3 separate regions of the Mus musculus genome follow, and all the other regions are linked to region 1. The links are chromatin loops, found by intact Hi-C in ENCODE. Cell type or tissue: heart. All regions are shown on one strand. Links, peaks and the distances in the headings refer to the core of each region. The heading gives the core; the rest is flanking DNA.

The links. Hi-C counts contacts between places; a loop is a spot of excess contacts. Peaks named below come from ENCODE experiments on the same cell type or tissue, not always from the same donor. Only the 100,000 strongest peaks of a DNase experiment are listed, where the experiment ranks them.
Region 2: it touches region 1 in a loop (2.8-fold over the local background); 8 of 42 quality-filtered maps call a loop at or near these places.
Region 3: a loop joins it to region 1, with 7 times the contacts of the local background. A loop is called at or near these places in 4 of 42 quality-filtered maps.

Annotation. Positions count from the first base shown.
Region 1 is chr1:92,469,988-92,480,245 of GRCm38, reverse strand. It overlaps Ndufa10 (NADH:ubiquinone oxidoreductase subunit A10), which reads left to right and starts at 6,488. Exons shown (of 10, transcript NM_024197.1): 1 at 6,488-6,583; 2 at 9,261-9,429; 3 at 10,168-10,258. The coding sequence starts at 6,509. It overlaps Olfr1416 (olfactory receptor 1416), which reads left to right. Exons shown (of 1, transcript NM_147038.1): 1 at 1-565. The coding sequence ends at 565. In heart, for the core only: no CTCF peak of the experiment used is centred there; a DNase peak (open chromatin) is centred at 6,405; H3K4me3 peaks cover 2,065 bases; H3K27ac peaks cover 1,610 bases; H3K27me3 peaks cover 120 bases.
Region 2 is chr1:91,535,242-91,545,499 of GRCm38, reverse strand. Asb1 (ankyrin repeat and SOCS box-containing 1) reads right to left here and starts at 4,935. Exons shown (of 5, transcript NM_001039126.2): 1 at 4,636-4,935; 2 at 1,203-1,344. The coding sequence starts at 4,687. In heart, for the core only: a CTCF peak has its summit at 5,050 (motif pointing right); a DNase peak (open chromatin) is centred at 4,959; H3K4me3 peaks cover 2,614 bases; H3K27ac peaks cover 3,462 bases; H3K27me3 peaks cover 1,723 bases.
Region 3 is chr1:92,634,654-92,644,911 of GRCm38, reverse strand. Cops9 (COP9 signalosome subunit 9) reads left to right here and starts at 2,927. Exons shown (of 3, transcript NM_001163425.1): 1 at 2,927-3,032; 2 at 5,153-5,225; 3 at 7,509-7,767. The coding sequence starts at 2,970. The coding sequence ends at 7,546. Otos (otospiralin) reads left to right here. Exons shown (of 5, transcript NM_153114.2): 5 at 395-694. The coding sequence ends at 579. In heart, for the core only: no CTCF peak of the experiment used is centred there; a DNase peak (open chromatin) is centred at 2,921; H3K4me3 peaks cover 1,922 bases; H3K27ac peaks cover 1,005 bases.

The sequences.
Region 1 (10,258 bases), core at 3,419-8,418:
CATCTGCCACCCCCTGCGCTACCAAGTCATCATGACCACAGGGCTGTGTGTCCAGCTTGTGGCCTTCTCTTTTGCTAGTGGCTTCACCATCTCTGTGATTAAGGTCTACTTTATCTCCAGCGCCACCTTCTGTGGCTCCAATGTCTTGAACCACTTCTTCTGTGACATCTCCCCCATCCTCAAGCTGGCCTGCACTGACTTCTCTACTGCAGAGCTGGTGGACTTCATCCTGGCCTTCATCATTCTGGTGTTCCCACTCTTGGCCACCATTCTCTCCTATGGCCACATCACCCTGGCTGTGCTGCGCATCCCTTCAGCCACAGGCCGGTGGAGAGCCTTCTCCACCTGTGCTTCCCACCTCACTGTGGTCACCTTCTTCTACATGGCCATGATCTTCATGTATGTGCGACCCCAGGCCATTGATACCCGGAGCTCCAACAAGCTCATCTCTGCTGTGTACACCGTCCTCACGCCCATGATGAATCCTTTGATCTACTGTCTGAGGAATACTGAATTTAAGGATGCTGTGAGAAGAACTTTGGGATTGGGAAATACTCCCCAGTAGATATCTCTATTGGTAGAGATATCTGTAGTATTCTCAACAGTAATTCAAGTAAAACCTCTTATACCACCCAAATCTATTTAACATTTTAACGAAATTTAACAAACCTGTAAAACTACCTACAGTAATGAGCCTTCATCCAAATGTGCTTTCTGAGTGTGGACTCAGGGAACCAGCTCCCAGGTAGATCATTGAAGTTCACCCCCCAGTGACCCTCTCTGCCTCAAGAGAACCGCTATGCTGGTTTCTAATGCCACAGAGTAACTTGAGTGTGTTGAGTTTCATTAATGTAATCATGAAGCACTTAGAGTTTCATGTTCTGCTTTGGCTCAGCCATGTCTGGGCGTCTCCCTGTCTTTGCATGTAGCAATCCATGCATTATTTCTTGGTTATATTCACATGTACATCAGCATGCAGTTCTTTGCTTTGCTATTGGCTGACAGTATCATGGATACTCTCTAGGATGTGTAATGCTGCTATATGGAATCCAGGTAGTATTTTTTTCTAACTGCTATCTGTGCAGTTTGTTGAGTTACACAGAACTGTATCTAGGCTGGACCTAGCTATATATAAGGCTTATGTGTGTGTAACTACTGCAGCACAAGGTGTGTGTGTTGCCAGGTTTAATAGAAACTACACAACTGTTTTTCAAATTGCATGTGCCAGTTTAGCTCCTGTTGGTGGTATCCCAGTGGTCCCAAACATTATGTTTCAATTCAGCCTTTCTTCTGGACTCCAAAGGTATCTCACTCTGACTTAAATCTGCATTTTCCAAATGCAAATGGTTTTCTGCTGACATCAATAGTCTCTCCCTGTCCATTTGGATATAAACTCTCTGATGAACATCTTCTGCCCGTGTTCATATGGGGTCTCTTTACACAGAGGTTTTTTACATCGTCTGATTCTGAGCCCCCTGTCAGGTCTGAGCCCTCTGATGCAAAGATCTTCCAATTAGTTAAATGTTGTGTCCTCATGGGTCTTATAATGAAGAAAAGTTCTTTATTTTAATGTCTAATGTGTACATTTCACCTTATAGAGACTTTCCATTTAAGAAACATTTGCCTCTGCTAAGCTCATGGAAACGTTCTCTTGTGACATTTGTCTTTTAAATCTGTAATCTATCTGAAAGTGAACCCTCTTTTCGGATGGGAAATTGTTCTAGAGATCACCCATTGTTTGGAAGATCACACTCTGCTCTAGGAAGTATCACCTTTTCATAAATCAAATCACTGGACCCCTCACCCAGCCAGCTCTTTTTGTCTACTCGTTGGGAGCCAGATAGACCAGAGATTCAATCAGAGGCTCTCATGAAAGACCAAAGAGAACATTAGTTCTGTGTCCACGTCCAGGAGTGGACTTAGCAAGGCTGGTCTGCAAGGAGTGGACTTTAGCAAGCACTCAAGCCAGTGCCTTGAGGGAGTCGGGCAGTGATTTCTCTTCTCCCTGGGCTGTGGCTATCAGTCCTAAAGCAGCTGTGTCTGAGGATCCTATGTTCTCTTAACAACATGGTCTGATTTAGCTCTCTGATGACCTTGGTTAAATGTCCCTTGCAAATAGTATATATGATGCTGTCTTCGTCAGGGTTCCTATTCCTGCACAAACATCATGACCAAGAAACAGGTTGGGGAGGAAAGGGTTTATTCAGCTTACACTTCCACACTGCTGTTTATCACCAAAGGAAGTCAGGACTGGAACTCAAGCAGGTCAGGAAGCAGGAGCTGATGTAGAGGCCATGGAGGGATGTCACTTACTGGTTTGCTTTTCCTGGGTTGCTCAGCTTGTTTTTGTTTTTGTTTTTGTTTTGTTTTGTTTTTAATAGAACCCAAGACTACCAGCCCAAGAATGGCACCACCTGCAATGGGCCCTCTCACCCTTGATCACTAATTGAGAAAATGCCTTACAGCTGGATCTCATGGAGGCATTTCCTCAAGGGAAGCTCCTTTCTCTGTGATAACTCCTGTTTGTGTCAATTTGACACACAAAACCAGCCAGTATGGATGCTACACTTAAAAAACTTGCTTGACATAAGTCATCAGTTTATGTAAGACCTCTTGGTTCAAGCTTTTATTTTCTCTATCTTTTCTATTCTCATTCTCTCTTTCTCCCTCTTCATCCCTTTCATGTACCATGAGGTCTGTTAGCATGTCTTCCATTCTCCTGCTTCTAGTCTAGGTCGCCTTTTTTCTCCCAAGTCTTCCAGAAAGGAAGAGTTACACATCTTAGAATCTGCTTGTCAACATCAACAAAAGAAAAGCTTGTGGGTATGTATATATGGGATTGTGTTGCATCTACAGATTAACTTGAAGACAAATGTTATATTAACTATTTTGAGATTTTTAGCCAGAAAATAATGAGCATTTATATTCTGGTACAGTTTCAGTTTCTTTAAACTACCTTGTAGCTTTGATTGGCAGTCCTTCTTTCCTTTGCTTCAATTTCTAAAAATTATAACACAAAAAGTATCTCTTAAGTTTACACTTTAAAATCCTATTACTTTATTATATCACACTCAATAAAGTTCAAATTTTCTCCTAGTGATAATGGCATATTAAGAGAAAGTTGCAAAGAAGCATGCCAGGTAGTAGTCCCGAGTATCCCTGGCCTTGTCTTCCCACTAGTGTTGTCCTGCATGACGAAGGTACAGCTCAGTGGCAGGGCATTGACTCTGGCACACCCTGCTGCACTTGTTCAAGTTCCATCAGCTACACAGATTCATGTGTCACAGAATGTGCACAGTTGTGACAGTTGTGGACACAGTGTAGTCAGGGGAACAGAACATTTCCATCACTGGAAGATGTCTGGTGTTGCTGACTTACACCCACATCCTCATACTGTGTCCTCCAGAAGCACCTAACTGGTTCTTCCTGTAATTTTATTTCAACACACAATATAATACAAATGGAAGCACATCACTTGACTTTTGGAGTGTGCCAGCCACCATGCCCAACCCTGGACTATTTCAAACTGAATTTAAGAAAGCTGTTTATGTATTCTAGACTCTGGTCTGTTATCAAATATTATTTTGTAAATATTTTCTCCACCTGCAGTTAGTCTTTTCAACCTCTTAATAATGTCTCTTCCAGAGCAGGATCTTCTGAGTTTGATAAGTCTAGTTAACTAACTTTCTTTCTTTCTTTTCTTTCTTTCCTTTCTTTCCTTCTTCCTTTCTTCCTTTCTTTCTTTCTTTCTTTCTTTCTTTCTTTCTTTCTTTCTTTCTTTCTTTCTTTCTTTCTGAATGATGCTTCTGATACCAAGTTAAAAATATTCCCCTACTCCTAGGCACAAAATGTTTCTCCTATTTTTTTCCTAAAAGCTTAGTAGTTTTGAATATTATATTCAAATACAGGATCCATTTTGTGATGCTAAGCTTGGTTTTGCTGTTGTTGGAGGCTTTGTTGTTGTTTCTTGTGGTAAGGTTATTGAAGGTTCATTTGCTTCTCCACAGCTAGCCAATGGCTCTCGCACTGCCTGCCATGGGACTGTGTTTGCACCGTTGTAGAAACAGCTGAGAACATTTGTGCTGATTCATTTGTGGATGAACACCACAGCCCTCCTGACTACTACATGTTCTTGCTTTGTATCAACATATAATAAAGCTCATTAACAGAAGAGTAACTCCTCTGACTTTATTCTTCTTTTTAAATTCATTGTGGCTATTCTAGCATCTTCACATTTCTGCAACTTAATAAAACTTGTCTCTGACCATTAAAACATCCTTGTGGAGGTTTTAGTTGGAACTCCATTAGACTTAGAAGACTTGACATTGCCTGTTTCTTCTTCTGATCTGTGATTTTATATATACATATATTAAACTCTTCTTTGTTTTCTTATATCAGTGTTTAAAGTGTTGCCTCCTACAGATATGTCATGTTTAAATGCAAGTATTACAAGTTTACTTAGACCAAATATAAATTGAATTCCATCTGCTATTCAGCTTTGACTTCTATGCTGTTAGCATACAGAATACTGTGTAATTCTCTCTCTCTCTCTCTCTCTCTCTCTCTCTCTCTCTCTGTGTGTGTGTGTGTGTGTGTGTGTGTGTGTGTGTGTTTCTCTTTTTTATTTTGTTTGTTTGTGTTTGCCTTTTGGATTGAATAACCTGGCTGAACTTGCTATTTATTCTAGAAGCTTTTTTTGGTCAACTCCTTTGGATTTTCTGAGTAAAAATAATATAATCTACAAATAATTGTATCTCTTTTTTTCCTGTATGTATTCTTCTTCTATCTTTTGTACTTATTATGTGGGTTAGGGGTTCCTTTGTTGAGTACTTGTGAGGAAAGCAGGCCCCTTGCTTTTTATATATATATATATTTATTTATTATTTATATGTAAGTACACTGTAGGTGTCTTCAGACACACCAGTAGAGGGCGTCAGATGTCATTACGGATGGTTGTAAACCATCATGTGGTTGCTGGGATTTGAACTCAGGACCTTTGGAAGAGCAGTCAGTGCTCTTATCCCATTCTTTCTCTATTCATATGATGTTAGCTTTAGGATTTTGTGGGCATACTTTATGAAGATGAAGCAGCCACCCTGTAGCCTTTGTTGGAGCATATGTGTTCTTTTATTTTAAATGAATATTGAATTTTGTCAAATGCTTTCCCTGAACCAAGCAATCTGATCACACATAATTATTTTGGTTAGTTTGTTTTTTATATCAGTTGATTTTAGGATGACATCCCATTGCTTGTGGTGCACCACTCATTTCATGTGTTGCTGGATTCAATTTGCTGAGATACTGATATATGGAGGTCTTACATTTTTGTACTGTCTTTGACAGTTATGGCAGCATAACATGCGATAGTAAGCATTATCGCTTCTGTTTTCTGGAGGAGACTGTACATATTTAGTATCATATATTTATGTATAAAGTAAAATTCTTCAGTAAAACATACGTGCTTGGGAAATTTCTCTTTTGGGGTTGAGTGATTTTTGAATTACACTGGAGGGGAGTAGGGAAATGAGATAATGATCAGGATTCAAAAGAAATGAGGAGAGGTTTCCCCTTCCCGTATTCAATGTACTGTAAGGATACAGGACTTTCTAGAAATCCAGAAATGCGGGGGAGGTTTTGTGTTAACTACATGGAAAGTGGTCCAAACCCAACCCAGAACTCCTCATTGTCTTGGGGATCCTCTCCCTATCAGCACTTTCCTGGCTTCTGCGCACTGCACTCTTCCACCTCAGAGGCTCTTGGAGCTGAAGAGCTTTCCAGGAGGTGACTATAAAGTCGGCAGCTGTGGAAATGAGGCAGGGTGATCTGCACTGGAGATATATGGTGGTGCCAGGTCTGTGGCCACCTCAGCTCTTAGCACTACAAAAGCTCAGAACTGCTAGGTCGTGAATTGGTTGCCCCCACAGGGCTCAAGCTGATGACAGGTCCTTCTCTCAGAAACCTAGGCAGGGAGAATGTGACGCCCCTAGAACTCAGATGGGGAATGGACTCTCTCCTCAGCGACCAGAAGGGCGGGGAGCGGATCCTCCCTACAGAACTCAAACAGAAAGTGGGTCTACGTTTGGGCGTGGAGCAGGGAGACAGCACAGATTCTGGGGAGCGAGAGGATTCACCCCACAGAACACCTGGGAGTGGGGGGTCACACTTTTGTCACACAACTCAAGCATCTGCGAGAACCCGAGCTCAAAGCTGGGAGCCTCAAGGCCCAGGCAGGACTTCTAGCCCTTTGCCACTTTCATACTATAACTTGTCTAGGATCTAGGCGCGCTCCTCGCCCAAACAATCTAAGCTCAAGCAACTAGAGCGTCGACAAGCCTAAGCTCCGCCCCTTCCCTCTGGCCCCGCCCCGTCCCAGTTCCGGAATATTTTCTTTTTTCGACAGGCGCCGCGAACACTCAGTGGTGACGTCATGGCAGCGCGCCGCGGACGAGCTAGGACCCCGTCGCGTTCATGTCCCTCTGGTCCTTGAGCCGGCGCAGACGGCGAAGTCATGGCCTTGAGGTTGCTGAGACTCGTCCCGGCGTCGGCTCCCGCGCGCGGCCTCGCGGCCGGAGCCCAGCGCGTGGTGAGCGGCGGGTGGCTCTCCTTGCTTGGATCTCGGCCTGTCGGCTCCGAGCCCTGACGCTCCGGCGGCGTCTGTCAGACCCGTGAGCCGCGAGCTCCTGAGGCCTCCGCTCACAGCACCGGTGCAGCGGGACTCACTTTCCCGGCTGCATACGGAGAGCCGAGATGCCGGAGCTCCGGAGCCTGGGCCCGCATGCTCATCGGTTCAGAAACTGCTTTGTGGAACGCCTTGTAGACTCTGGGGTGACGTGATGTGGAGCAGCAACAGAGATTTGGGGTAGATTGGGGAGGATTAGGACCTTTTAGGGTGCATGCAGAATAATGGGTGACAGTAGGTGCTTAGGGGACCGTGGCTGGAAACAGGACACGTCTTATGACGGCATCATAACTTCTTTGCTTTATAGTAGCTAGAACTACATAGGTGGTAAATCGGAAAGGGGTTGACAGTCATGCTAAGGATTTTTATTTTGAACAGGAGTGATCTGTGTGTGAAAGAGGTATAGATGTGAACCAGAGAGAGACGAGGTGTGTGTGAATGTGAGCCTGGATCGGCACTGTCAGCCTAAGCCCCACTATGAATTAGCACTGTCAGCTTAAGCCTATTAGGATCGCAGTGGAGCACAGCAGCAAGAGCACAGAGCATATTCACAATCCACTCTTGACCTTGACCCTCAGAGACCACACTCCTTCCCCTGTATCTTCACATCACCCTCTTCAGTGAAGTCGTTTCATATATTCACATGTCGGAAGTTCAGTCACACCCCGTTCCACCCTAAGCTTTTCATGCATTGAGTTCATTCTTTATGCTGTGAAGTTTTATTGTTTTGCACAATGAGCAATATTATATTTTGGACTTTACAATACACACAGAGTAGTTCACAGCCCTAAAAAAAAAAAAATCTATTGTCCTTAATATTCATTTATTTCCCACCCTGTCAACTCCTGACAGCCACTGTGCTTTTGATGATTTTTGTCATTTTGCCTATGCTAGACTCGTGTAATCAGTCACACATATTACCTGACACAGTGCTTTCTTTTTTTACATAGACTTTGACAGTTACACTTAGAATTTATTTGTGGGGCTGCACAGCTGTTAAGAGTACTTGTTTCTCTTTTAACACACACACACACACACACACACACACACGTACACAATCTAGACAATATTTCTTAAGCCAGATGTTGTGGTGCACACCTTTAATCCCAACATGAGACAGGCAGATCTATGAATTCTCGGACAGCCTGGTATACAGGGAGTTCCAGACCAGCCAGGGCTACATAGCAAGACTCTTGTCTCAAATCCAGCCCCCAAAAACAGCAGGGGTGGGGGAAGACTCACTGTGTCTTTATGGCCTTTTTAGTCATTCCCTTTAATTCCATAGTTTGGTTATACTGCCATTTATCCATTTACCTATTGAAGATCATCTTGGTAGTTTCCCCATAAGGCAATTGTGAAAAAGCTGATTTAAGTATTCATGCAAAGCCGGGCATGGTGGCACACACCTTTAATCCCAGCACTTGGGAGGCAGAGGCAGGTGGATTTCTGAGTTCGAGGCCAGCCTGGTCTACAGAGTAAGTTCGAGGACAGCCAGGACTACACAGAGAAACCCTGTCTCGAAAAACCAAAAAAAAAAAAAAAAAAGTATGCATGCAAATTTCTTGTGGGAATGTTTCCTATCATTGGGTGATGTGTTTGCTGGTTTGTTAGTGAGGCTGTAGTTTTATAACCATCTGTCTTCTACCGACCATCCCATTTGCACTCCTTAGCAGTACAGAGCATCCTGCTGTATGGGTGCTGACGTGGGTGCTGGAAGTCATTTGCATTTATGAGCATCCAGTGAGCATACACACACACACAGCACATCTCCTGGTTCCCAAGGGGGCATCTTAGGCACCTACATGCTGCCTGTGTGATCTTTGTAAGATCTGTTTGCTTATTTTAAAATTTGCTGCCCTTTCAATTATTCACCTTTCAATTATATATCCTCCACTGTCCCCAGCTTGGTGATTTTATTTGGGGAGAGTGGATTATTTTAGCTTCAGTTTGAGGAGTAGACTGGGAGACTGCTGATGAGGACGTCCCTTGCCTGTGGATGAGGGGTGTGAGGAGGACCTTGCATCCGTGCAGCAGGAGAGGGAGATGATGCTTCTCCACAGAGCCTGGGCATTCAGCTTCTGTGGGTGATTACAGAATTAAAGAAAGGCAAAAATCATGCTTATATAGCTCTGTTTGTGGATAGTGGCCAGTTCCCACTGTTGCAGGCATCATTCTCGGCGCTAGAGCATGGAAACTCTACTTAAGCTTAAGTTTTCTAGCTTTCTCGTGCTTAAAGTCTCTTGGAGGTAAGGGAATTAGTAACAGGCAGAAGGTAAAAGCCTAGATCAGAGAGATACTTTATTCTGTCAGGTCCCCCTCCCTGCTGCTATTTGTGCATATCCATCCTTCTGTCCATCTGTTCATCTGTCTATCCATCCATCCAGTTTTCATTAACATAACAAGCATCCTTGTTTCTTAGTCTGTTCTGAGACCTAAGGAGGTGAACAGCCAGTTCTCAGAGAGCTCACACCGAGGAAGAAGGGAGTCAGGTCATTAAACAAGAGGTGCCTCTTAGTGTTTTATATAATAGCTGCTAATGCCTGCAGTAACCACAGTGGTGATGTGCTGTTGTGTTTTTCAGGGACGAATTCATACCAGTGTGCACTGCAAGCTGAGGTATGGGCTTTTGGCCGCCATTCTTGGTGATAAGACAACCAAAAAGCTGCATGAGTACAGCCGAGTGATAACAGTAGATGGGAACATATGCTCTGGGAAAAACAAGCTCGCAAAGGAGATCGCACAGCAACTAGGTATGCACCGGGCAGAGTGGCCCTGGCCTGTCAGGCATGTGGCTGCTTATCCCAGCTAGAATTTGCTTGGCTATTGACTAGGTAGATTTAGGCCTAAGGTAGGTCTTTTATATTTTTAATTGCTTGTTGAGTATATGCTTATAATCTTAGTGTTTACGAGGCTACAGCAAGAGGATTGCCATGAGATTGAGGCAAGCTTGAGCTATGTAGTGAGTACTCGGCCAACCATAGCTTCATGGGGAGACCCTGTCTCAGATCAAATCAGAGAGAGGTGTTAATCTTTCAAAGGGAACATTAAAAACATCCCTGGCAGTTACCAGTTGGAATAGGACTTTACCTGGGAGTGCGGCAGAGTCCTTTTCTGAGCTGCCCTGCCAGAGGAGCTGTCACTACATTGGCTCTCACGTGGGGTGATGGGACATAGGCTGGCCTCTTCAGTTCCTCATGCAGCCATCTGCCTGCTTGCCTTTGGGAATATTGGACTGCAGCAGTGGGGTGAGGGTTGGAAGGGGTGTGCTGATCTACTTGGTTGTAGAGAATGGAGAAGCATGTTCTTTAGCTGTTGTCCACAGCATAGAATGTGCTTCTTGAGTATGTGATGAAGTGTGGGCTCAAAGGGGACTTTCCCTTGGGTTCTGATGACCAGCCCTGACAATAACATTCAAGTTTTCTTTGGGTTTCTGTCCAAGCACACACTTGCAGTAGGAGTGAGTGGTCATCCAGGTCTTCTCCCTATAGGCATGAAGCACTACCCAGAAGCAGGGATACAGTACTCAAGCACCACCACAGGCGATGGAAGGCCCCTCGACATAGAGTTTAGTGGCAGCTG
Region 2 (10,258 bases), core at 2,764-7,763, 930 kb after region 1:
GAATCTGGTTTCTCTGCAAGAGCAACAAGCACTCTTTAAGGGCTGAGTCATCTCTCCAGCCCTCTGCTTTGTTTATCAAATACTGACATGTGCTCTGATGGAACACTACTATGTCACTAGAAAGCTAAGAAAGGAGCATCTCCTGCTGCACTCCTGCTTGGGAACTGTCACACTAGGCTAGGGGAGCTCTTTCCTGCAGAGACCCACAGGCACTTCCATCAGTTCACTGTGTCCTACTCCTCAGGGCAAAGGAGAAACACACAAGTACAGAGAAGTGCCAGCTTCAGTTGCAGTCAATACCTAGTGAGAATAATGGGTGCTCTCCCAGCACCCTGCACAGGGAGTCACAGGCAAGACTCTGCTATCCAGGAAGAGTTGGGACCCAGTGACCAGAAGGACTTGGCAAGCAAGAAGCAAGAAGCTATGGACAGGAAAACAAAGGAGATGGAAGCTACCACATCCCTACAGTGGGAAGTCATGGTTGATCACTACAGACCTGAGATGTGAAGAAGAGAACATAAAATGAATGTCAATAAAGTGGCTGTAGACAAAGAACTACCCAGGATAAAGAGTCATAGTGACTAGCTCAAGAGATAGCTCAGTGGTTAAGAGCATGTTCTACCCTCCTAGAGGACCTGAGTTCAATTCCAAACACACACATCAGATGGCTCACAACCACACCTGTAACCCCAGTTCAAATGGAAGAGCTCTTCTGGCCTCTGTTGCCTATATTCACATGCTGATACCCACCCCACACCTCATATACACACAATTAAAATAAATAAAATAGCCAGGCATGGTAGAGCACATCTTTAATCCTAGCATTCAGGAGACAGAGGCAGGAAGATCTCTATGACTTTGAGGTCAGCCTGGTATACATAATGAGTTCTGGTACAGCCAAGGCTGCAGAGTGGGATCCTGTTTCAAATAAAATAAAATAAAATAAAATAAAATAAAATAAAATAAAAAACATTGAGGAAACTGATGCTCACATAGGACAAGTTACCAGAACAATTCCAGGCAGACTTGGCTCCAGGAACCCCTGCCCACTGCATCTGGCCACCTATAATTCCTCCTTTTGTCCCTCCTCTAAAAGCAAATTGCAGTCCTGCAGCATCAGAGTCTTGTTCTGCAATCCAAAGCACAAGCCTCAGCCTCCTGCAGGCCCACAGGCCAACACCCATTACCGGCCCAATGCTCACCTCCGGTAGCTCTCCTCTTGCAGTAGGTTCCTGAGGGTCTGGAGGTCCCCTACATAGGCTGCATCATGGAGTCTTGTATCGTCACAGTGCTCCAGTGGATGGTCACAGAACTGCTCCCTCAGCCACTCCTTCAGATTAGGACCTGCACTGAAGAGAGGGGCTCTTATCAGGGTGCGGAAACACTGGCAAGGCTGACCAAACAGGATGCTTTGCCTTTCTCCAGTGGCTCCCTCCTGCTAGCCACACAGAGAACATTCAAATTCCCAGAAAATAATTTAAAAGAGAAAGCTGGAAAGTTTCCCTTTTTAAACTAGCACATTCCTGACACCAAACCCAATAAGATTTTTTTTTTCTAAAAAAAATAAAAGAAAAAAATGTGATGGTCTGTTGAACAAGGAAAAATATAACAGTAGTACAAACTGAAGTTTGAAATATTATGCCAAAAAAAAAAAACCCAGCATGAAATTACTCTAATTTATATCATGTATGTAAGAAGATGTTTAAATTGGGGCATTTGAAAGGAGAATGGTAGTCATCTCCTTTACTGTAAAAATAGCTGGTTAGCCAAAAGCCAAGGGCCAAGCAAGGGTTGTTTTCCTGGAAGGTGAATGAGTTCCATACCACACTGCTCTGTAAAATCGTCACAATGTGTCTTGATAAGAGACAATTCAGCAGAGTACAACTGTCCCCACAGTGTTCATGACTGTGAACTAAACACATCTCTTTTCTTTATAGTTAGACTATCTCAGGGAGTTTACTGTATCAGTGAAAATGAAATAACAAGGAATAAGCCTCAAAGGTATACCTTTATTTGTTTGTATAGAAATTACAGTTCAAGAGTCTGGAGAGATGGCTCATTTGGTAGTGTGTGCCACACAAATATAAGCCCTGAAGCTCAGATCCCCAACAACCATATAAAAGATAAAAAGCCAAGACCAGTTACACATCCCTACCATTCCAACGTGGGTAGGAGAGGCAGAGACTGGAGGATGCTTAGGGTCATGGATCCCTGGGCAGGCTGGCAGCTAGATTAGCCAAATACATAAGCCTTGATTCAAAAATAAGGTGGAGTAAGAAAAACACTAAATGTTGACCTCTGAGCTCCATACATACACACACACACACACACACACACACACACACGAGAGAGAGAGAGAGAGAGAGAGAGAGAGAGAGAGAGAGAGAATCATACCTCAATAAAATAGAAAACTAAAATATATGTGCATAAATACAAGTCCAACCTATACAACAAAAAAAATAGAAGTGAATAGAAAGACTGTATCATGTACTAGGATGAGATTCAATATTAGAGAAATTCTCAGGGTTCCCTATAAATATAATGTATCCAGTTTCTTCAGAAATTTGATATCAGATATACCAAAATGATTTCAAACTTGTATTTGTAGATATACATAAGGGAAAATAGCTTTTGTTGCTGTTTTAGTAAGAATAACAGGTGGAAGGAACCCTACCATACTAGATAACAAAACTCTCACCAGACTAGAAAGAAAACAAAAACAAAAAGCAGAATCAATTCTCCAGGAAGACTTTAATCTTAATATAAACAGCTCAACTGTAATAAGCAGGCATAAAATCAGAGTGAGACATACAGCCAGTGGAAAGTAGTTGAACAATTAATCACCTACTTGGAAATACATCTTTGCTCACATCACAGCCCAAACTAACTCCAGGAGACTGAAAAGCTTTATTAAAAGCATTGCACCAACAGGTGAATAAAGACAGCACAAATTCTAACTGCTTGGATTCAAGTCTCCCACCCTGTGGGGATGTCCTAGCATGTTACCAAACATATCCCTTCACAGGCAGGCTTTTTCTAGTCGCTGATGTGTTTCCATATTTGAATACAATATCCGTTGAGCCCCTACAGATTCTCCTATAGGTACACGGTGGTGACGACTAAGTATCCTTGCCCTCTGCGGCCTGAAAGTCCATTGACTGGGCTGAGACCAAGGCAGCACAAGGTTCACAAAAACCTATTCGGTTCACTCTGGTGCACAGCAGACCAACAGGCAGGCATCTATCTAGCCTGGAAATGGATCTGTAAGGCGCTTCCAGGTCCTCCTTTCATCACTGTAACTACAGCACAGTATAAAAATTTAAAGCCAGAGTTGGGGAGGATTCAGATGTACCGGGTAACTGTTAGGAAAATGGCTGGCACCAGAGGACTTCGGAAAGTCTCTGGACCCCCTTAGCTCACCTCTCCTCTACACTCCCAGCCCAGGCCAACAGACCTTCAGAATCTCCTCCAGTTCTAGAGCCGAAAGCCATTTCAATTTCGGACTTCTCTGATCATCTAATCCAACTACCCACTGAAGACCTGTGCCTCTACCCAAGCTGGAAACACACAAACAGAACAGACACTAAAACAACACTGGGGTCGGGGTGGGGTGCAAAACCACTTTTTCTTCCACAGGACTATTCTGTACCTTAAGAAATAGCTACCCTTTGACCAACCACCTCTCTCCCATTTCTCATTCCTGCATGACAGGTCAATCCACTCAAAGATCTTGTCTGTCCCTGAGATCAAATTCAATGACAACCAAAGCTCTTGGTGGTAGAGGCCTTGCCTTGCTTTTTCATGTCACCCCGATAGCCCCAGGTGAGTCAGGCCAATAGGACATCATCCACAAAGTTTGTTGAATTGATGGAGGGAGGAATGACAAGAGACTGTACCAACATTGTGGCTTTCTCAGATTTTCTGCATACAGAAGAGAGCTCAGTGAACTCTAAAATCAGAGATGGGTGCAGAAGCACACCTACCAAACACCTACCAGCAGGTTCAGAAAGACCCCAAGGTGGACGCCGTACCAGGAAACTCTCCTGGGAATTGTTAGTTCCATTGTAGCAGCACTGCAAAGTGGAGCAGCTTTAAGGCAGGTGGCAAGTGTCACCCTTTTTCTGCAGGTGGGTCAAGCGCCCCTGTAAGAGTTGTGGCACTAGCAAGCTCTCTGGGGACAGCACTGTCGTTAAGGTGGGTGGAGGTGGGGCGGAGGACGTTTGTCCAGTAGCTACTGCGCTGACTGGCTGGCGGGATGGGGAAAGGGAACCTGTCCGCACGAAGGCTGACCTCTGAGGGCCCTTACTGACCAGTGAGCTCATACCTGGAAGAAGATCCGAACCCCATGGTCCAGCCAGGGTCATCGCTGACGGGGATGGGCTAACAGGGTGGCAGTTACAAGGCTAGCTCCACCAGAAAGAAACCTCCGTGGGAGGGATGTCCACGAGAGGCCAGGCAGGAGCGGGGGCGCGCGCCTAGGGCCGCGCGGAGCCTAACGTCCACACTTACTGACCCCGGGCGCGATTCCTCGGATCTGGCCTGCGAGGACCGAGGACCCGAGTCCCGGACGCCCAAGGGACACTCTGACCCCAAGACGCAACCCCGCTCCCTACTACCCCTAGCCGCGCACGTTACCTGCGGGTCCCGGGCCGGCCCGTCCATCGGGGCCGGTCCCGCCCTCCGCCATGCCTACTTGGTCCTCAGCCTCCGCCCTGACCCCGCCGCCTGTCCACCTCCGCAGCAATCCTGTCAGAGAGCAACGCTGTCAGAGAAGCACCGCCGGCGTTTCCGGCAGGTGGGCGTGTCCAGGGCTCGGCTTCCGGGGAGTATGAGCCTCCTTTTCGTACTTCCTGCTCCGGACGGAGGGTGCTGGGGTCTCCACTTCCGGCCTGGCTAACGGACTTGATTGCTGATTAGCGGGGTTGACCAAACTGCGTCTCCCGAGGCAACAGCAGCAGCTTCTGGGGAAACGCCTTTCCTCTGGGGGCGGAGGCTTATTTGCATGCCTCAGGAACTCCTGGTTGGTCGATTCTGTTCCCGCCCACTGGAGGGCGGGACGTGGGCGGGACCGTTACGGCCCAGTGGACTGTGGTCCGCTATCGCAGCGGCTGAAGGGTGTTGAGTGACGTGGGGCTGCGCTGCTGTCCTTTCTACGAGACTCCAAACGGTGCCTTCCGAGTCGGTGACTTGCAAAGTTGTGTTAGACGAAGGCAGCCCAGAATGTCTCCATGGAGCCAATAGTGTCTGTAACTTGGTCAAGGCGTGTTGACAGAGTGGCTTTCCCTCAAGCACTCCCGATTTTACATCGGTCACACTGTGTGCGTTGCGTTACGAACAGTTCTTAAGCATGGACGCTGTCGGGTCCTTTCATTCTCCTCTACACAACTTAGGGAAGGTACCTTGCAGGGGGAGGACCCCAGTGGACCGGGGGGAGACCGCGCCTTAAGGAGACAGAAGCGCCCCGCTGTCCTGTGAGATGGAGGCAAGGCCACAGTCTCCAACACCGCGGCTGTGACTTGTCTGCATCTTTGTGTGGTCATGGCACACCAGCTGGGAGCTAGCGACTATAGGTGCCCAACAAATCCTCGTGCCCAGACTGGCTCAGTTGCACAGGTCTGTGGAGCTGTGTGAGGCATCCTGGAACAGAGCCACGGGCTCTGAGGGTTTTGAGGGGAGCGGGGAGATTCCTGCAGTGGTGTTTGGTCTTGATAACACCGTTGGCACGAGGGACAGGTGACACCAATGACGCTGCAAGGCAAAGAGCCAGAGGTGGCTCAGCCTTATGGCTCTGCTCCACGGCTGCACATCCCTGGCTGGGATACCTCAAGGGTAAAACCACCCAAATGCGCATCAAAATGTGGTGTCGTGGCCATCCATATATCCTTTAAAAAGCCTCTGCCCCAGGTTACAACATGGCCAACCCTGGAGGATCTCTGCTCAGTGAAATAAGCCAGCAATAACGAACAAATAATGCACTCTTCCACACATAGGTCACTAAAGGAATCAGCTTCGGAAACAGAGTGGAATAGTAGGTGTCAGTTTGCTTCCAGAAAAGGGAGTGTCACGGGTGAGGGGACAGAGATAAAACTCCAGGCTGTCACCCTAGCCTGAGAACTTCGTTGAGACCAAAACTCAAGCAAAACTGGACTTACTGCTTTGGCTCGGGAAAAAAAAAATTTGTTAAGACTAATGGAAGCAATGTTGAGGTTTTATTTAAAATACTTTAACATTAGACTTTAACCTAAAGACTTAGAAGAGAGGTACTATGGAAGACACACCCAAGTATAGCTCCTCAAGGGAGTCACAATCCTTAGCACTAGCTACTATATACACCATTTTGATGGCTCTCAACTTAGATCTCAAGAGTACTCAGAAACTAACACTCTCTCTCTCTCTCTCTCTCTCTCTCTCTCTCTCTCTCTCTCTCTCTCTCTCTCGTGTTTGTGTGTGTGTCTATGAGATTATGGGGTGGCTTCAGACATACCTTGGATGGAATTATAATCTGATAAAGCCAGGAGCCACTGATTGCATGAGTTTTGTGCATGTCCATTTCCTGTAAAAGTTTCTAGTGAGAGTCCTGGAAAATTGCAGGTGCATAAGTGCGGAGGGAGGAAAGCTTTAAGCAGTTAATTGTGCTGGAATTCCTGCTTCTCTGTTGGCAAGAGGCTTCAACCAAATTCCTCAGTAAAGGTAAAGGGCTCCTCTTCCTCCTCATACCTCCATGATTTGCCTTTCTATTCTATCTCAGGAGGAATAGGAAGTGAATACTTTTTAAAAGGGGTTTGGGGGTGGGGTAGGGCAAATGGAGACAAGATCTTACTAGCCCTTGGCTGGCCCAGAGCTGATATGTAAATGAGTCTTGCCTTAACTCATTGAGATCCACCTGCAGTAGCTTCCCAGGTGCTGGGAAAGTATACAACCACAGCTGGCAGAATTATTTTTATATTTATTTAAAGTGTGTGTGTGTGTGTGTGTGTGTGTGTGTGTGTGTGTGTGTGTGTGTGTGTGTGTGTGTGCGTGCGCGCGCGCGCGTGCGTGCGTGCTGGGAGCACCATGTGTGTGCTGGTGTCTTCAGAGGACAGAAGAGGGATTAGATAGCCTGGAGTTGGACTGACACGCAGTGGTGAGCTGGTGCTGGGTGGAGTAAGCCGGCCCTCAGCCTACATGAACCGGGTATTTCTGGAAGGCAGGCTGGGGCTGAAAGAGACTTAGACTGCAAGAAAGGAATAACGAAGCCAAGACAATTTTTCTCTGATCAAGGCCCACTAGTTTACTAAGAGAGTGTGCTTATAAAGGGGGAAGGCCCATCCCCACCCCCACCTCCACCCCCCCCCCCCCAGGCCATTCTTGGTGCCTAGAACCATTTTGTCAGCACTTGGTCGCCAGGCTGTTCAGATTGTCACCCAGACATTCAGGAATGTCTCAGGAAGACAGGTTCAGCCTCTCGGCAGGTAGCAGAAGAAAGAGCAGGGAAGTTGTCACTTCAAAAGGAGCCAGCCAAGTCAGAAAGCTGCCCCGCAGGTGGCCGCACCTCAGTGGTGACAAGGTCTGTACCAGCCCGCTTCAGGCTGGGGGAGGCTACCGCTGGGTGCTGGGTGCTGGGAACTGAACCCTGCTCCGCCCGTGCTCCACCGTGCATCATCTCTCCAGCCCCAGAAGTTAGTATTTTAATGGGACAACATGAGTTTGGAAAGATGAAAAGATTTGGGGTTGGTTATACTGTGTTTACTTATAGTCATAACTATAAATTTAAAGTGGCTAAATTATAAAGTTAAGATGGCTAATTTTATATTTTATCAATTTTTTTTTTCGAGACAAGATCTCACTGTGTAGCTCTGAGTGTTCCAGAACCTATTGTGTAGATCAGGCTAGCCCCTGAAAGTATAACAACGTAAAAACAGAATTCTAGGCCTTTAGGCCCAGTTGGGAATGTGGCCTTTGTAAAGGTATGCTAATCATAAAACAAATAGCGACATTCCTCCATCCACCCGCTTCCTGGGTTCAAAGAGTGCTCATTCAAAGAAAGTCACCCAGAACCTGCAATGCAAATGTGCTATTGTTAGGGGCTCTTAGAAGCGTCTTGAGAGTTAACAATTACCAGGTATTCCTTGTGACTCTTGTAACTTTACACTTCCTTGTGACTCTTAACTGGTATCTTCGGTATCTTTCAACAACGCCCTCCCCACTTCCTTAAGTTGTGGTTTCTTCCTTTAAATACCCCCTTACCCAGCTACTCGGGGAGCCACGGTCCTCTACCCCTGCGTGGTGTATGACCATGGGCCAGAGAGCGCTCTTAAATAAAAATCCTCTTGCAATTTGCAGCAAGACCCGTTTCTTGTGGGTGATTTTGGGGTGTCGCCTCTCCTGAGTCAGAACGTGGGGGGAGTCCTCACTCCCCCACGTTGTGGTTCTTTCACCCCAATGAAGAGATCATCAGCCTGCCTCTGCCTTCCAAGTGCTGGGATTAAAGGAGTGAGCCATTCACTATTCTCAGCACAATTTGGGGTTTTTGTTGTTTTGTTTGTAAAGAGATTCTGAACTATATGTTTTGTGTACTTTTTTGTTGTTGTTTTGACTTTTGGTGAAAGAAAGACGGGGAGGGAAGGGAAGGGGAGGGGGAGGGAGGAAGAGAACATGAAGTTGGGTGACTGGGAGGGGACCTGGAAAGAGTTGGGGAAGAGAAAATATGATCAAAATACATTGTATAAAAAAAATTTAAATAAAGAGATTTTGATCAGGAGAGTCTCACCTGAGTCAGGCTGTCAGTTTCTGGTGCCTGCAGCACACAGCCAGCTTTAGCTGTGCCACCTTCCCTAGTCCCGGGGAGCCCAGGTGCTGCCCTGTTTCTTTGCAGCCTTTGCATGGAGGTGGCAGGGCTTGAGGAGAGCCTGCCTTCTACACCGTCACACTAGTCATCTGCCTCTGCAACCTCCCTGCCAGCTGTGGTTGTATACTTTCCCAGCACCTGGGAAGCTACTGCAGGTGGATCTGCTCCTGTAAAGAGTAAAGCTGCCCTTGGTTCATGAAGGGAATGTGGTCTCCCATCCCCAAAACCACACGGCAGCATCCTCGGAGTCTGGAAAAAGACAGGTGGAGGGTCATGTTCTCACTGGCCCACACTGTATCACTGCCCTAAAGGCAGAAGCCTGGTCAGTGCTATAGCTGTACCCAAGACCTGAAGCTAGCTAGGTCAGGCCTTTTCTCAAGGACCACCCAGCCCCACATGTCTCTCCTGGAGAGTCCCATTTCTCCCAGGTTTTCTGAGCTTAAAAGACCTACCCAAAGCAGTGGTGCATGCCTTTAATCCCAGTTCTCCGGAGGCAGAGGCAGGCAGATCTCCAAGTTTGAGGCCAGCCTGATGGACAGAGAGAGTTCTAGGACAGTTGGGGCTACAAAAAGAAACCCTCTCTCTCAGAAAGGGAAGGGGAGAGGGGAGGGGAAGGGAAAGGAGGGGGAGGGGAGGGGAGGGAGGAGGAGAGGAGAGACCCTACCCTGGAAGGCCAAGACACCTCTTATCCCACTGTAAGCAGCTAGAGGCCTGTCCCAAAACACAGCAGGGATATGGCGTTACAAGGCTGAGTCCCCAGCTGCATATAGGGTACGATGATGCTGTGCCCCCCACCCCCAACACATCAGGTGTGCTGACCCTCCACATGCAGCTACCTTTGAGAACTGGGTAGCACACTAAGTCAATGAGGGCCCAAAATGGACATCTCTCCTGGTCCTGAGCCCTGGGCATTGTTGGGGGTACCTGTTCCAAGGCAAACCTTATCCCCTCTTCTCCATCCTTGGTGGGAGCAGAAAGATTCTTTAGTTTTCACTCTGCCCAGAATCATCTTTGCCAGCCCCAGCTTGTTCCACAGATATTGGTACCCAAATCCCAGAGCCAAATTGTGAAGCACTGGGAGGCAGAGTCCACATCCTGCCGGTGAAGCCCAAATGGAGCAACCCCTCCACATATCAGTTCCTTCCCTGTGACTGTAGCTGGTGGTAAGTGGCACTTCAGTGAGGTGGTAATGACCCAAAATCCTAGGAGTGCCTTGTACCAATGGATACAAAAGAATCTTAGAACTAACTATATGGGCAGCCCCTGTGGATATTCCTGCCATAACACTTGGCTAAGGGTCATTTTACTCCATTCAAATAAAAATCACAAACAGAGGTAACTCCCTCAGTGCTGACAACCCTGCACACCTGAAACGAGCAAGCCAGGCTTCCAACCCTCAGAGCTTAAGAGTTCAAGCCCTGGTAACTAGAC
Region 3 (10,258 bases), core at 2,822-7,821, 170 kb before region 1:
TGGGTACTCTCAGGAGTCCCAAGACCACAGAGGTGGTCTAGCCTGTGCTCTAGAACGTGGGTGCTGTGTTCTCTGAAGCCTCGTGGGCATGTCGCCTGAACTCCCCCTCTCCCCTCCCCCACATCATCATCTTCTCTGCTCATCATCCTCCAGACAAGGACAAAGCCCCACTTTGTTTTGTCCTGTCTCCCTTTTCTTCTCTTTCCATGGGAGCAGGTACTCTAACGGGTAAGAGGTGCATTCAGAGTGACTCAGACTCTACTCCTGGCTGGGAAGGTGTCCTCCTGGTGTCAGACACTGGAAGCACCATCCACTTGGTCTGGCTGTATAGAAGATGCTCTTCTAGCGGGGATAATGAGACAGGCACCGAGACTACCTGTGTCTTGTCTTTCAGATCCCCACACACAGCCACCAGCTATGCCCTACTGGCCTTTCTCCACCTCTGACTTCTGGAACTACGTGCAATATTTCCAGACCCAGGGCGCCTACCCACAGATCGAGGACATGGCCAGAACCTTCTTTGCACACTTTCCTCTGGGGAGCACCCTAGGCTTCCATGTTCCCTACCAGGAGGATTGAGCAGTGTCTAGTCTTCTGCCTCCCTGGCTGCACTGCCCGGGGCTGAAGGTAGTTCAGAGACACGGGGGGTGGGGGGAGTGGAGCACATGAGCAATAAACTCTCTCTGAAGCTGCACACTGCCCCTGTGGGTTTCTTTCAAGGAGCCGATGTATACTGCCGCACTGTGAATTAGCTGGGCTTCATTCTGATGAGCATGGGGCATGCCTTTAATTAAGACATACATCATTTCTATCCATCAATCACTGTCCATCAGGCCTTTCAGTCTTAGCTGTCACTTTGTCATTCTATCTTCACAATGACCTAGGGGTGGGGTATGGTGGCCCCAGATAAGGAAGCTGAAAGAAAGACACCAGGACAGCTTCACTTGTTAAGTCCACATGCCTAGTTAGGCAAGCCAGACAGCCTTCCCTCGACTGCCGGGTGAACTGCAGTCACATTGGGGCCTGGCACCCACACTCGGTACTCAGCATGTTCCTGGGAGTAGCAAGAATCAAGTAGCCAGAGCCCTGTCTGTGAGGGAGAGCCATAGCCCACACTTATAATATCTGAGGAGAAGACTCCAGGCTGAGGCTGTTGGGGGAAGGGGAGTCTCCCTGGGCAGTCCTCTGGTTACGTTAGGATATGAAGGCATGTGGCATAACACTGGGGCAGCCTGTGTTACAGGTGATGAGCCTCCCTGACATACACAAGACATGCAAGCCAAGAACACAGCGGCAAATGCCCCGCACACCAGCAGGAAGAGGCCTCCCTGACATACACAAGACATGCAAGCCAAGAACACACCGGCAAATGCCCCGCACACCAGCAGGAAGAGAAACTAACAGGAGGCTCCCCTTGGCTGCCTGCTTGCCTCTGTGTCCTTAGTTTGACCTTCATGTGGGTATCTCAGAATGGCATTGACCTGGCATCTGGGGTTCTCCAGTTATTTCTTACACACCCGGCACAGTACACTCAGGCTTAAGGGGTAGGAGTGATTGTCTAGGCTCAGTTCCCATTATATCCTGGCTGAGTAGGTTTCCCTAGATCTGTCCTTACCTGTGATCCCCATTTTCACTCTAGCAGCCTGCACCCCAACCAAGCCCCTGACACCTCAAAGTTGTTAAAGGAAAACCCAACCAAACCAAAAACCCAATCCTACCCAACCCACCCACCCACCCAACCAACCAACAGTTCTCCAACTCTTTGAACGCAGAGGAAGGGAAAACATCCAAAACCATCAGGAGAGGCACAGGAGCAAAAGCCTTGAACTGCTGGAGAGACTCAGCGCAACCACAGTAGCAAGAGGGACTGACAGTCAAGGGGCAGGGTGGGGGTAGATGGGAAATAACTCAGGGGTAACACAGACGCTTTGCTGAAGTCAGGACCAGAGGACATCGTCTGGGGATAGTGGAGGGTGAAGAGCCCTATCAGACATGGAGAGCAGGCAGGTATCAGCTGGATTTCAGGCTTCTTGCTACAGGGATACTTGTTAAACCTGGATTTTATCAGGAGGTGCTCAGAGGATCCTAGGGGGACATCCAGGAGACTCACTAGAGTATTCTAGTCTGTCAGAGCATCTCAGGCCCTCTCTGACAATGATCCACACCTCTCTGTCCCTTCCCCATCTTTTTTCTTTCATTCATTCTTTAAAAACCATGGTATAATATAGCACCCTAACATGTATCCCCCTGGCCACCTCTCAGGGGACAGTCCAGTCATTTAATGGACACCTTCCCCCCCAACCCCACCGCACACCTCTAGAACTTTTGATTTGCAGATCTAAAACTGTGTCCACTGAGCAACCACCATCTCCAACACTGCTGCATTTATGAGTCTGACTGCTCTAGGGATCACTTATGAGTGGTACACAGCGTTTGTTTACGTTTCACTTAACAACATCCTTAAGGGTCCTCCATGCCCATAGCTTAGGAATCCCTTCTTAGTTTTAGGATTCCACACTATCTCACCGTGTAGATAAAGCCCATCTTGTCTGCGTGCACTGGGTTGCTTCCTCCTTTTGGCCGAGGTGACCCTGTGAGTGATCACTGAGCGTGGACTACTTTTGGATTTCTGTTACCCCCAACAGCACCCGGGGATCCAATACCCCCATCTTCTAGCCAATCCATTACTGCCTGCGAATCCTAAACAGTAGCCATTCGGATGGTTTTGAACTGCAGCTCTGCTGGGAAATGGAGAGTCTCCTTTCTCCGCTGACAACTCGTGCTGTGCGGTGTTGCTGGTCCTTAGACCGTCATCTAATCCGCTGCCCTCTTTAGCTCCCAGAGAGCTGCCCTGCAGCCAGGCCAGCGAGTGCCACCGAGGCGCGGTCCTCCGAGGTCTAGACGTGCTCGGAAGAACGCCGGAAGTAGAAGGGGCTGGCCGGAAGTGAGCGCAACGCCGCCTTGTCGAGATGAAACCCGCAGTGGATGAGATGTTCCCCGAGGGCGCGGGGCCCTATGTGGACCTGGATGAGGTGGGGTGGTGGCGGCGCGGAGCGATGCGTGGGGGTGGGAGCACGCCTGCAAACCTGCGCGGGAGCCCAGGCCTTTGGGGATTCAGAGGCTGGGGAAGCGGGAGCTGCCGGGGACAGTCGCAGGGCCCGCGACTGTTAACGTGAACTGCAGCGAGGAAGTAGGGTTTGCTCGCTGTCAGTTGATTGTGGCTCCTGATAAATCTTCCAGAGAGGGAAGGCCCGAGCGAGGCTTACGCACTGACAGGCCTCAAGACCCCAAGCTCTGAGAGAAGGGTAAGGGATGGTGTGTGGTAACTGCGTGCTTGGTGCTGGGACTCGGTTATTTCGTGTAGACACATACAGAGTTTTCGAGCGATCCTGTGCTTTTGATTTCCACCATGGTCACAGATCTCTCCCTGATATGGGTGGTTATGATCAGGAGTGTCAGCCAGCTCTTGTATGTCTGCTTCCTGTTCCTCCTCAAAGCTCAGCGAGTAGGGCGATGCGGGAACGTATCCCCGGACCTGAGAGATGTCAGTTGTGGCCCGAAGAGGCCGGTTGCATATCCTAAGCAAGGGTAGGGTGGGGTGAGGGTGCCCTACAGACGTATCCGTGGGGTTTTAGTCGGCTCAGTTGAGGCTTAAGAGAGGAGCTTGCCCTGATCCAAATATTGAAGGATGTGCCCTGTTGACCTTGGGATATAGATGACGAGAGCCATAGTAGCGGAGCAGAGCGATGCTCCCTTGTCCACTAAAGGAAGGGGATGCCTTGTTGTTTGTCTTATGGTTTCTATTGCTGTGACAAACACCATAACCAAAAAAGCAAGTTGGGGAGGAAAGGATTTATTTGACCTACATTTCCAGGTCATCACTGGAGGAAGGCAGGACAGGAACCTGGAGGCAGGAGCTGATGCAGAGACCATGGAGGGGTGCTGCTTGCTGGCGGGCTTGTTCACTGAGGCTTGCTCAGCCTGTTTTATTATAGAACCCAGGACCACTAGCCCAGGGATGGCACCACCTACTATGGGCTGGGCTCTCCCTAATTGAGAAAACGTCTTACAGCTGGATCTTGTGGAGACATTTCCTCAACTGAGCTCCTTCCTCTCTGATGACACTCTAGCTTGTGTCAGGCTGACACACAAAACCAGCCAGGGCATAATTGAACACCGAGGGGCATGAACAAGCAGGTCCGCATAAGGACGTCTGCAGAATGAAGTGGGCTCTGTGATTCCCCTGATGAGGCAATTGCTCTCAGCCTTAGCCCCTCAGTCCTGCAGCAGGTGATCTGAGGGCATCTCAGTGAGGAAGCCTGACTTCCTGTGGGGGTTGTGCCTTTGGAGGGTTTGGGGCTTCGGTTTATACAGAGATAGTAGAGAAATGGAAACAAGAAGAAGGAAGCCTTAAGGAAGTTGTGATTGAGGCAGTGAAGGCAGGAGGGCTCAGCCAGGACTTCAGAGGCAGTCTGTATGGCTTCCTGCGGTGGCGGGGGTGTGTGCAGAGGCAGAGACAGAGGCAGAGGCAGAAGGAAGATTCAAAAGAGAGTACAGGACATGCTCATGTACCTGACACTCCAGGGAAACTTGAACCAGCAGCCTTCGAGTGATGGGGCCCAGGAAGGAGGAGGCCAAAGCCAGCTGTACTGTGAGACACACCCACAGGTCCCTGCTACCACTGTTCTGGGTGACTAACTGGCACAAAGCCTTTGAGAGATTGGGTATGGCGGCTGCCCTGGAGGATCCTCCCCAGAGCAGCAGCACCCCAGACCTCAGTTCAGGAATGAGCAGCTTCCCAAGGGCTGTGGTCTCAGAAAGAAGGGGGGCTCTAGAGCAGACATCCAGCTTGCTGATGTACTTCTGTGGCCTCTGGCATTGTCTAGGAGGTTGAAGACTCCGGCAAGAGAGTACCACACAAGGCCATGCCAAGGAAAACTCAAGGGACACAGGACCTTGAGAGAGCTTGAAAATCATTTGTTTGGCTTCCCCATTCACACTATTTTTTCTATTTGGAAAATTCTGCCTCCCAACTTGAACATTCTTGTCCCTCAGTGTCCTGTTCCAGGGAGGTGGGATGGGTTTCGTAACAAAGCCACCACTTACTTTTGGGAAACAAATACACTGGATGACCCTGCCTCTCATTCTCCAGGCTGGAGGTAGCACCGGGCTTTTGATGGACCTGGCAGCCAATGAGAAGGCCGTTCATGCAGACTTTTTTAATGGTAAGTGGGTGCCAGGCTTAGTCAGGACTTTCCTCTGCCGTGGACAGCTTTGTGCTGTGGGTAATTTGGATCATGGAACAGTGTGGCCCGGACCTTGTTCCTGGCAGTTAGCTCTGCCTGTCAGCCCTGTCTGAGGGGAGAGCAGGAAGTAAGCTTCTCCCCAGTTTACTACCCAGGGTTGCATTTGAGCAGTGGTATGAAGAGCACGTGCAAATGGACATTGATTATGGCCTGCCTCCCAGACACAGGCCGGCGGGGCTCTGTCTTTGGTCTCTCCTGATAATGTGCGTCCCTTTCTTCCCTGGGTCACACCTGTTTGTCTACCTGGACTCATGGCCACTGCTGCCTTTGCAGGGTAACAGCTGCGCTCAGCTTCCGCTCATTCCGAGCGAGCGAGGCCAGGGCTAAGAGCATTCTTGATTAGATTGTTGTACCAGTTGAGCAGTGAAAGCCGGCAGTAAAATCACCAGGCATGTGACAGGGCCTGTTTGACCCTCTTGTCCTTCTGATTCTGAACGCCTCGTTCCTACTGATCAACCCTTACATTGGGTTCAAGTGGCGATTGGGAATCTAGGCTAAGTTCCCTACTTGGAGGGGAGAGGTGGTTTTCTCTTTTCGTCCCAACAAAGCTCTAGTGCATGACTTTCCAAAGAGCCATGACTAACCATGCCATATTGATTTCTAACTTACTAGAGCTCCCCTCAAGTTCCAAGTCCAGATGGGTTTGGGGGCTCATTGGCATGTAGCTGATGCTTGACTGGGGAGGCCATCTGTCAGATGGGTGGGTGTTTCCTTCCTGGGAACTTTGCATTTCTGGTGTCAGAGCTGGGGGTTAGAGGAAGGGGCAATGTAACCTTCAAAGTCATTTCTCTAAATTCTGTTCAGGGAGTAGATGGTGCAGGGCTACTGACTGCTTCCCAGCACGGCCTATGGCACCGTGGGGTAGAGTAGGTCACGGCTCCTGACTGCTTCCCAGCACGGCCTATGGCACCGTGGGGTAGGGTAGGACAGGGCTCCTGACTGCGGGGTGCATAGGGCTTATAGGGTTGAACTAGGACTCCCTCAGAATCCCATTCGTCGGTGTCAGCTCCTGGTCCTTGAGAGAGCAGCTGTGTACTGTGTTCAGTGCATGTGGTTCTATAGGGAGCAAGTGGCCTGGCTTGCACCATCAGAGAGCACTGGTAACACGGCAGGAGACACCTGTCTCCTAATGAGCCACACTGGGCAGGGAAGGGACATGCAGGCTCCCTGTCTCCTACTCACTGCCTGAGCTCAGCAAGAGTGGGCGCTGTCTGCAGTCTGTGCCAAACCCAGTGCTTATGAAACCATTCATTGTGAGAAGCCCTTGAGACTTTTGGCTTCCACCAAGGCCTTGTCGGTTCCCTAGACAGATGGGTTCTGCAGCTGTTGCCTGGTGAGCACTGGGTCCTACTGTGGACCTGACTCTCTCTCTTCCCCTATGTGCAGTTTATAAGTAGTGAGAGATCTAGACAAGACTGCAGGCAGGCCGCTGAGAGCCTGGATAAGCTGGGTGGTATTGTATCCCGAGGACTCTCCTAGGGAGGCTTCTCTGGGTCACAGGAATGGAGTCAGGGCAGGAATCACAGGCGTCAGGAGGCGGGGAGGGTGGAGCAGTCTCCTGCGTGGCCAAAGCTGTACTAGAGACACTGCCTTTACCCAGAAAGGTCTAGTGCAGGAACACTGGAGGCTGGCTTTCCAAGCAGATGAGCTCTGCACACATGGGTGAGCTTGACGCCGTTCCTAGCCTCAAAGTGGCCCTGCCCAGTAGATGGAAACGTGGAAGATGTGTGACCAGAAGAGCGGGTGGCCATGGCTGTGGGCACCAGTGGCATGTTTGCATGCTGACTGTAAATACACTCTGACTGGAGCAGGCTGTAGCTGTGTATCTGGAGCCTGGCTTGCCCAGGCTCGCTAAGGTAGTCATCTTGGGCTCAGTCCGGCCACTGTTCCCCACACTTCCACCCTCCTGGTGCAGGCGTGGCACTGCTGGCTGTCCTCACACTCAGTATGGCCGCCAGGCTGCAAGGTGCTTGTCCGTGTGTCCACAGCACCCCCATGCTTTATAAAGATCGCCTCTGAACTAGACTACACTGGGGCAGTGCTGTCCATCCCCCAGAGTTCTGTCCGCTCCCTCCAGCTGGCTAAAGCTAAACCTCCTGGGGAGCCCTTTGCCAGGCTACACCGTTTACCACTCTGCCTTTCCAGCTTTCTCACTTGCTTGTCCTGTACCCAACAGCGCTTCATTGTGATTTGTTTCCATAGATTTTGAAGACCTTTTTGATGATGATGATGTCCAGTGAGGCCGCCCGGTCCTATGTGCTCCATGTCTGTGATGTGTCTGGAGTCTCTCGGGACACGACCAGCTGATTGTAGACACCGTGTTGATATCACTAGAAATGAAGACCTTGTCAACCAATAGAGGAACTGTCTGAACCAACTGGGTACTGATGTCTCTGGGAATGCCAGCCCGTGTCCTTGTTTAAGTTAATAAAGAACACTGTAACACGCAGGGTGATTTTAATTCCTGTGCTTTTAGATGCAGGTTGTGACTCCATCCCCCATGTGTGAACACAGAATAACACATGTCACTGCAGCAAGCACACCATGCTGCTTTCAGTGTGCAGTGACTGGGGATGCACTGTCCGGGTCAGCAGTGGTTGTGCAGGTGTGCACATGCCTGCCAGAGCACTTTGAGGACCTGACTAAAGGTACCTTCGCCCTGTGAACGGAAAGTCACTGCACACCACGGTAGGTGACAGGTTTCCCCCTAGCCTCTTTATCAGAGCTGCTGCTAGTACAAGACCCCAGGTCAGAGGACTCCGGGTGCCCCGGGTGGAGACTCTGAAGGAGGTGCTTTTCCCATGAGAAACGCATGGTCTGCTTCGTCTCAAAGGAGGGTACGGAGTCTTTGGGGGACGGTTTTTCCAAGCTCAGAAATGGCAGGGACAGTTGAGATTACTGTCACAGTGACAGCTGTTCTGCGGAGCAGGAATTGCCAGTGCCTTAGTCTCCTTACCGGTAGACTAGGATGCTGGTGTCCGAGGTGTCTTCTGGTTTGGGGATCCTCAGTCTTCAGCAGGTGGGGGAGATGTGAGCTGAAGGGAAGTCAGCTGTGCAGCAATACTCGCTGTACAGAGAATCTCGTTAGGATGTGGTGTGGCCCAGAGACCAGAGCTAAGAACCCAAGCGACATCAGCAACGTGGTCTGCAGAGCTGTGAGCCTGTGCATTCTCTGTGGTGCTCATCTTCCCCTTCCCAGAACCCTTACAGCTCCTTCAGTACCGAGGAGAAGAGGAACCCCTCACTGCTGACCTCTCGGGCAACTCCAAGCGAAAGCAACGTTGGCTCATGTCCTGCCTGCTGGCTTCTGCTCTTTTCAGTGATACACCTTCAGGGATGTTATACCCTATGGGGGACACTTGGGGACATTTCTGATTGGCCTGCCTTCTGTCAGGCCACATGGTCTCACAGCCAGCCAATAGAGGCCGTGCTGCTTCTGCTGTGGGAGATAGAAGAAGTGCCAACCTTCTTTGAGAAGACCTTTTCTTCCTCGGGGCGGGAGCAGCAGGTGACCCCACTCAGCGACAGCCAAAATTTACTTGGAGAGCATTTTCTGCTAATGTCCTTGTTCAGCCCCTGACTCTGAGGGGAGGGTGCTAGGGAAATCCTGTGTGGGTTGTTTGGCCTTTGGAACAGAAGTGGAGGGGAAACCTTGTTTGGTGGCTCAGTCTATCTGTCAGGACTTAAGAGATCTTCCTTCCCTGACTTCATGTTTCTTCCTGGGTGGGGTGAAAGCACCCATCTGCCTGTAGATTTCCACCAGTCATGTCAGTGGAAAGACCAATGTGTTAACAAGATGCAGGAAAGTATAGGGAAGGGAGACACGCCTCAGTTTGTTTTTGTTTTTTGTTGTTGTTGGTTTCTTGGTTGGCTTTGTTTTAAAGATTTATTTATTCTATGTATGTGAGTATACTGTAGCTGTCTTCAGACATACACCAGTAGAGAGCATCAGATCCATTACAGATGGTTGTGAGTCACCATGTGGTTGCTGGGAATTGAACTCAGGGCCTCTGGAACTCAGTGCTCTTAACCGATGAGCCATCTCTCCAGTCCCTTTGTTTTGTTTTTGAGACAGGGTTTCATTGTGTCTGCATGGCTGTCCTGGTACTTGCTGTGTAGAGCAGGCAGGCCTCCTACCCACAGAGATCTGCCTCCTGAGTACTGGGACTAAAGATGCGCGCCAGCACATCCAGCAAGCATCCACTTGCGTGACAAACCAAAGCCAAGCCAGTTGCTCTGCTAACATAAGCTATGTTTTTATTAAAGGGCCCTTACTGCTTTTAGAAACCTGACTGCTATGATTACTGCTGGGAGCCAAGAAGAGGGGCTGCTGAGAAAACTCTCACAAAGGCTCTTTGTCCTCCAGAGGCCAAAGCTTGGCATTCCAGAGCTGTGCTGTTCTTTATCCACCATGGCCTACAGACCCCAGTTGGCAGGCATCAGCCCAGGCAGGGCAACTGAGCCTCTTGCTTTAGCCACACCCCTCTCTAGGGAGCAGGATCAGGCACCATGGGACACCATGGGCCCTGTGTCAGAAGCATCCAACCCCTGAAGCAGCCACTTCAGGGTTTTTTGGGTACACCACAGGCTCTGTGTGAATAATATGTTCCCTGATGAACCAGACTGTTAAAACAGCTGCTGGATGGTCTTTGAGGAGAGCCAATGCTGTGTGCTGTCAGGGGGCTGCTGTATCTGAAGGATGACCTTGCTCCCTTGTCCTCAGTATCAGGCCATCTGACATATGGTAGACTCCCAGCAAATGCCTGCTAAATGTAACCAGACTGCGTGCCTGAGGTGCTTGGGATTTCAAGTCACATCCAGGTCCTGAGGAGATGCCACACCTTGTCCCAGCAAAAGCCCTGATTCCATTTGTAGAAGCTCCCTCTACTTAAGTCACCCCCAAAGGCTCTGCTTCCTAATACATCCCTGGGTGGGATGGGGGTGGGGTTCAG